Linked DNA regions of Homo sapiens: region 2 is linked to region 1. A link is an interaction called in ENCODE POLR2A ChIA-PET data of the cell type or tissue named here. Cell type or tissue: HepG2. All regions are shown on one strand. Each heading gives the region's core, and the rest is flanking DNA. Links, peaks and the distances in the headings are about the cores only.

Evidence for each region. Peaks named below come from ENCODE experiments on the same cell type or tissue, not always from the same donor. Only the 100,000 strongest peaks of a DNase experiment are listed, where the experiment ranks them.
Region 2: POLR2A ChIA-PET joins it to region 1 with 5 read pairs; 8 of 35 experiments call an interaction of 5 or more read pairs at or near these places.

The regions. Positions count from the first base shown.
Region 1 is chr1:8,251,359-8,254,269 of GRCh38, reverse strand. No RefSeq gene overlaps it. Among named protein-coding and RNA genes, the nearest start is that of LINC03154, 6.6 kb to the left of the region's middle. In HepG2, for the core only: no CTCF peak of the experiment used is centred there; no DNase peak of the experiment used is centred there.
Region 2 is chr1:8,153,641-8,156,551 of GRCh38, reverse strand. No RefSeq gene overlaps it. Among named protein-coding and RNA genes, the nearest start is that of LINC01714, 54 kb to the left of the region's middle. In HepG2, for the core only: no CTCF peak of the experiment used is centred there; DNase peaks (open chromatin) are centred at 881 and 1,721; H3K4me3 peaks cover 688 bases.

The DNA of each region.
Region 1 (2,911 bases), core at 324-2,823:
CACCTACTCGGGAGGCTGAGGCAGGAGAATCGCTTGAACCTGGGAGGTGGTGGTTGCAGTGAGCCAAGATCGCACCATTGCACTCCAGCCTAGGCAACAGAGTGAGACTCCATCTCAAAAAAAAAAAAAAAGGAAGGGAAATCTGACACGTGCTACAACATGGATGAACCTGGAGGATGTTATGCAAAATGAAATAAGCCAGTCACAAAAAGTTAAAATACTGTATGATTCCACTCATGATTAGACTCATATGAGTATGATGTGGCTAGAACAGTCAAATTCATAGAGACAGAAAGTAGGATGATGGTGGCTGCCAGGGGATAGGGGTAGGGAGAATGAGGAGTTAGTGTTTAATGAATACAGAGTTTTAGTTCTGCGAGATATATTTAAAAAAAAAAACAAACAAAAAAACAAAAAAACTCTGCAGTTGGGTAGTGGAGAAGTTGCACAGCAGTATGAGCGTGCTTAATGCCATGGCACTGCACAGTTAAAAATGGCTAAAAAGAGTACATTTTACTTTATGTTAATTTGTTAATTTGAGATGGAGTTTTGCTCTTGTTGCCCAGACTGGAATGTAATGGCGCAATCTCAGCTCACTGCAACCTCCGCCTCCTGGGTTCAGGCGATTCTCCTGCCTCAGCCTCCCGAGCAGTTGAGATTACAAGTGCCCACCACCACTTCCGACTAATTTTGTATTTTGAGTAGAGATGGGGTTTCTCCATGTTGGCCAGGCTGGTCTCGAACTCCCGACCTCAGGTGATCCACCCGCCTCGGCCTCCCAAAGTGCCAGGATTACCACATGAGCCACCGTGCCCAGCATACTTTTTTAAAAAAAGTAATTGATGGCTGGGTCCAGTGGCTCAAGCCTGTAATCCTAGCACTTTGGGAGGCTGAGGTGGGCGGATCACCTGAGGTCGGGAGTTCAAGACCAGCCTGGCCAACATGGAGAAACCCCGTCTCTACTAAAAATACAAACAAAATTAGCTGGGTGTGGTAGCACATGCCTGTAATCCCAGCTACTCTGGAGGCTGAGGAAGGAGAATCGCCTGAACCCGGGAAGCAGAGCTTATGGTGAGCTGAGATTGTTGCATTCCAGCCTGGGCAACAAGAGTGAAACTCCACTTCAAAAAGAAAAAAAGTAATTGATGTGGTTTGGATGTTTGTCTCCTCCAAATCTCATGTTGAAATGCGGCCTCCAATATTGGAGGTGGGGCCTGGGGGGAGCTATTGGATCACAGGGGCGGATCTTTCATGAATGGCGCGGTAATCAGCGAGTTCTCCCTCTGAGTTTACAGGGGAGCTGGTCGTTTAAAAGAGTGTGGCACCTCTCTCCTCTCTCGCTCTCGCCGTGTGATGCATCTACTCCCCCTTTACCTTCCATCATGATTGGAAGCTTTCCTGGGGCTCTCACCAGAAGCAGATGCTGGCCACCATGCTTCCTGTACAGCCTGAGAAACCATGAGTCAATGAAACCTCTTTTCTTTAGAAATTTCCCAACCTCAGGTATTCCTTTACAGCAACGCAAACAGACTAACACAGTAATACAGCTAACACTATGTAATGCTGACTGTTTAAGTGCTTTATTTGCATTCAATGACTGGTCCTCAGAACAGCCGTATGAAATAAGCAATATTATTCTCCCTATTTTTACCTTTGGGGAAACTGAGGCACTGGTTCAGGAGTCAGCAAACTATGGTTCACTGGCAAAATCCGGGATGCCGGCTGTGTTTGCAGATGCAATGTTACTGGAGAACTGCCATGCTCATTCATTACCTGCTGTCCCTGGCTGCTGCTCCCGCTGCCTGCAGACTTGAGTAGTTGCAACAGGGACCTATGGTCCACAAAGCTGAAAATAGACACCATCTGGCCCACAACTGGCTACAGAGTTGTAGTAGCTCAGTGCAAAATGAAAATGCAGGGGCGTTGTTTATAAACTAAAAATGTGGCCGGGCGAGGTGGCTCATGCCTGTAATCCCGGCACTTTGGGAGGCCAAGGTGGGCGGATCACCTGAGGGTGGGTGTTCGAGACCAGTCTGGCCAACATGGTGAAAACTGTCTCTGCTAAAAATACAAAAATTAACCGAGTGTGGTGGCATGCACCTGTAATCCCAGCTACTTGGGAGGCTGAGGCAGGAGAATCACTTGAACCCAGGAGGCAGAGGTTATAGTGACTGCACTCCAGCCTGGGCAATGGAGTGAGACTCTGTCTCAAAAATAAATAAATAAAATTAATTAATTAGTTAAGAATGCTAAAGCAGTGACAGCAGAGCATTAAAGCAAACTCGGGGCCTTCGAAGCCTGGGGCCCTTGTGCGTGCTGGAGATGAGAGCTCGTGAAACCAACTCTAATCTGGACCTTTATAGAAAACACCGGATGATGCCTGTGCTGGAAAATGTAATCACTCACCCAAAGTCACGTGGGGGTTTGTTGCAGAGCTGGGGTTTAGGCCAATGCGGGTGTCCAGAACCTGTGCTCTTGCCCTCTCCCCGTCTCTTAGGGGCTCATACACAATGTTGGGGAGGTGCCCAAATACAAGTGTCCTCAAAGACTGCTGGTGTTGACACAAAGCGCTACACTCTTTCTGGTGTGCAATTTGGAAAAATTTATTAGAGATTTAAAACATACTCATGACTCAGGCTTAGAAAAATATTTAATACGTGGAAATGCTCACAACACATTTAAGTGAAAGAGGCAACGATTAGTATGCTCTTAAATTCCGCAAAATGATTTATTTGAATGTATAGATAGAGGCATATAGATATACATGGAAAAAAACCAGAACGATGGTCTGAGGTATTAGCAGTAGCTATTTATGGGAGGTGGCACTGTGATTTATTTTCATTTTCTTCTTCGTACTTTTAGATAATTTACTCTCGCTCTCCAAATGGGCACCGGGGGTTTCAGCCATCAA
Region 2 (2,911 bases), core at 237-2,736, 98 kb after region 1:
GTATTTTTAGTAGAGATGGGGTTTTGCCATGTTGGCCAGGCTGGTCTCGAACTCCTGGCCTCAAGTGATCCACCCACCTCAGCCTCCCAAAGTTCTGGGATTACAGGCATGAGCCACTGTGCCTGGCCAAGAATATGTGTCAACCAGTCACCACCTTGCCAATAAATTGGGGATTCCTAACCCAGTCATCCAACCAGAGGCTGCTCGGTTAATCTGAGAACAGCACAGGACTGGTAGAAAGGCATCCTGGAGCTGGGAAAACAGAGGGAAGCTCCCTCCACTAGAGAGAAACCTCTCCTCCAGAGAAGATTCCTCCATTATTCAACCCCCAGGGTTCAAAACAAAGTAAGTCTGCATTCACTGTGGTGGTTGGAAGGCCTGGGCATAAAGGATTGGGGCTGGGGGAAACTGAGGCTGTAAGGCGAACCAAGAGAAAGGCAAGGAGAAGCGGCCACTCCGAAGGCAGCAGGGACGCAAGTAGGAGTGACCAAGAAAATTAGCCAGGTGCTGTGGCGCACACCTGTGGTCCCAGCTACTGGGGAGGCTAAGGTGAGAGAATGGCCTGCGCCCAGGAGGTTGAGGCTGCAGTGTGCTGTGATTGTACCACAGCACTCCAGCCTGGGCAACAGGGTGAGACCCTGTCTCAAAAACAAAAACAAAAAAGGAGATGACCTAAAAGAGGAGCACTCCGTGGCTCCTCAGCCCTTGGAGAAGGAAGCTGCTTTGCTCTGCCGTGCTCCACCGGCCTCCTGCGTCCCCCTCCTCCCCTTCCTCCACCTCCAAACCACATTCCAAGAGAGGCGGGGACTGAAACCAATTGTTCCAGCCTGGGATTAGGCAAACGTGGGCCCTGTACCTTCAGCTCCGGTTCTTCAAGGACTTTCAGGAACCACAAAGCAGACATAGAGTGGAACACAAAAGAAGCGACTCATGAGTTAATTATGTGTAAATCCCATTGCAAAATCCATATTGTCTTAAACACTTTTTAAACTTCCCAAACATAGCAAATTCCACTGGGAAAAGCCAGGGTGGGCTCTTTAAAGATGGAGTGAGGGCCCTTGGATTCTTCCCAGAGCTGCCTAAGATGCAGATTTCTCCAAGGAAATTTTTTCCTAGGATTAGGATCAGAAAAACGGAGTGGTTTCCCCTTTTCTAATACGTATTGTATTATGTAATTAACTGCTTTTCCACTTTTTACTCTGTTCTCCTTTTTTAAACTTATTATTATTTCAAAAACATTTCTAGTTTTCAATAAATATATATGCATCTTTTCAAATTTCTGACTGTATATATAGCCTACAGCTTTCCTTTAAAAAAAATCTTCTTCCAAGATATAGTACAAAGAAATGGCTTCCTTCTTCATCTAAGAAAAGATTTTCGAAATCTAGATCTCAAAGAGCAAAAAGATCATCACATTCATTTTTATTTTTAGATAAAAATGCAATATATATTTTCACTTCTGACAACAGAATTATCTAGGATTTCACATGAACTTAGGTTTCATAAGATGTCACTTGTGTTTATCCGCTGCGCTTTGCCCGGGGCTGTCTGCCTTAAGATAGAGTGAGCTGCTCCAATAATAACTCCCTGAACACCTGAACACTGAGTCCATGGTGTAGACAGTCCTGTGAGCGCTACCTTAGCTGCCGCGGAGGCGCCGGCAAAAGCAGCTGCTCATCCGTCATTCCTGACAGCTCAGACCACGAGCTGCCTGGAGAGGCTCATGAACAAGTTCTTTGTCTTCAGGGGATGAAGAAAGTCCAGGCGTTTGTTTACTCTAGAGCTACCGGTCAGAAAGGGGTTTCAGCCTCGGAGTCTGCAACCTTTGTATAAAAGAACACAAAGTCAGTGATGGAAAATTAAGCTCTTTAGAAGGCTGATTTGGCTGGGCGCGGTGGCTTACACCTGTAAATCTGGCACTTTGGGAGACTGAGGCAGGAGGATCACTTGGGCCCAGGAGTTTGAGACCAGCCTGAGCAACATGGCAAAGCCCTGTCTCCACAAAAAATAAAAAATAAAAAATAAAAAAATAGCGGGGCAATGGTGTTGGGCACCTATAGTCCCAGCTACTCGGGAGGCTGAGGCAGGAGAATTGCTTGAGTCCAGGAGGTTGATGCTGCAGTAGTGAGCCATGATCGCACCACTGCACTCCAGCCCAGGGAATTGTGTGAGACTCTGTCTAAAAAAAAAAGGAAAGAAAAAGAAAAAAGAAGGCTGATTAATTAGCCTTAAACTCAGCTAAACTAGCGTCATCTTTACCACCCCTTAGCTGCAAAAAATGTTTCAAACCAAATGGCCCCCAGTGAGTGCACTCCTCAACCAGGCAAATAAAGGCACCCACCCACCCATCAGCCCAGGCCACAGAGCGCAAAGGCCGGGGACTTAGCAGCAGGAATCTGCTGGCACAACTGTCGCCATGGGCCTCTATCCGCTCTGGACACCCAGCACCTAGGCCAAGGCCAAGTGTTACAAGATTTGCCTTTTCCACTGAAGTGCAGAACGCTTTCCTGGTGGTTGTTTTGGGTGGCGGGGGGAGGGTGTTGAGAGGGTCAGGGGATCAGAATTTCCTGGTCCTTTTAACTATAAAAGATCTATAATGTTGTACATGTCTCTCTGCTTCTAGTTCAGCTAGCGTCATGCGAAATGGGGCTTTCTGCGTGACTGCACAAAAACCAGCAAGTCCAAACAGGAGGTGTCTTCCCAAGAGGTAGGCAGGTTGTGTGAGCAGGAGGGCCACCGTGAGAGGTGAATCCAGCTGGGCTTCTGGGTCAGGTGGGGGGACTTGGATAACTTTTCTGTCTAGCTAAAGGATTGTAAACACACCAATCAGAGCTCTGCGTCTGGCTAAAGGTTTGTAAACACACCAATCAGCACTCTGTAAAAACGCACCAGTCAGCGCTCTGTGTCTAGC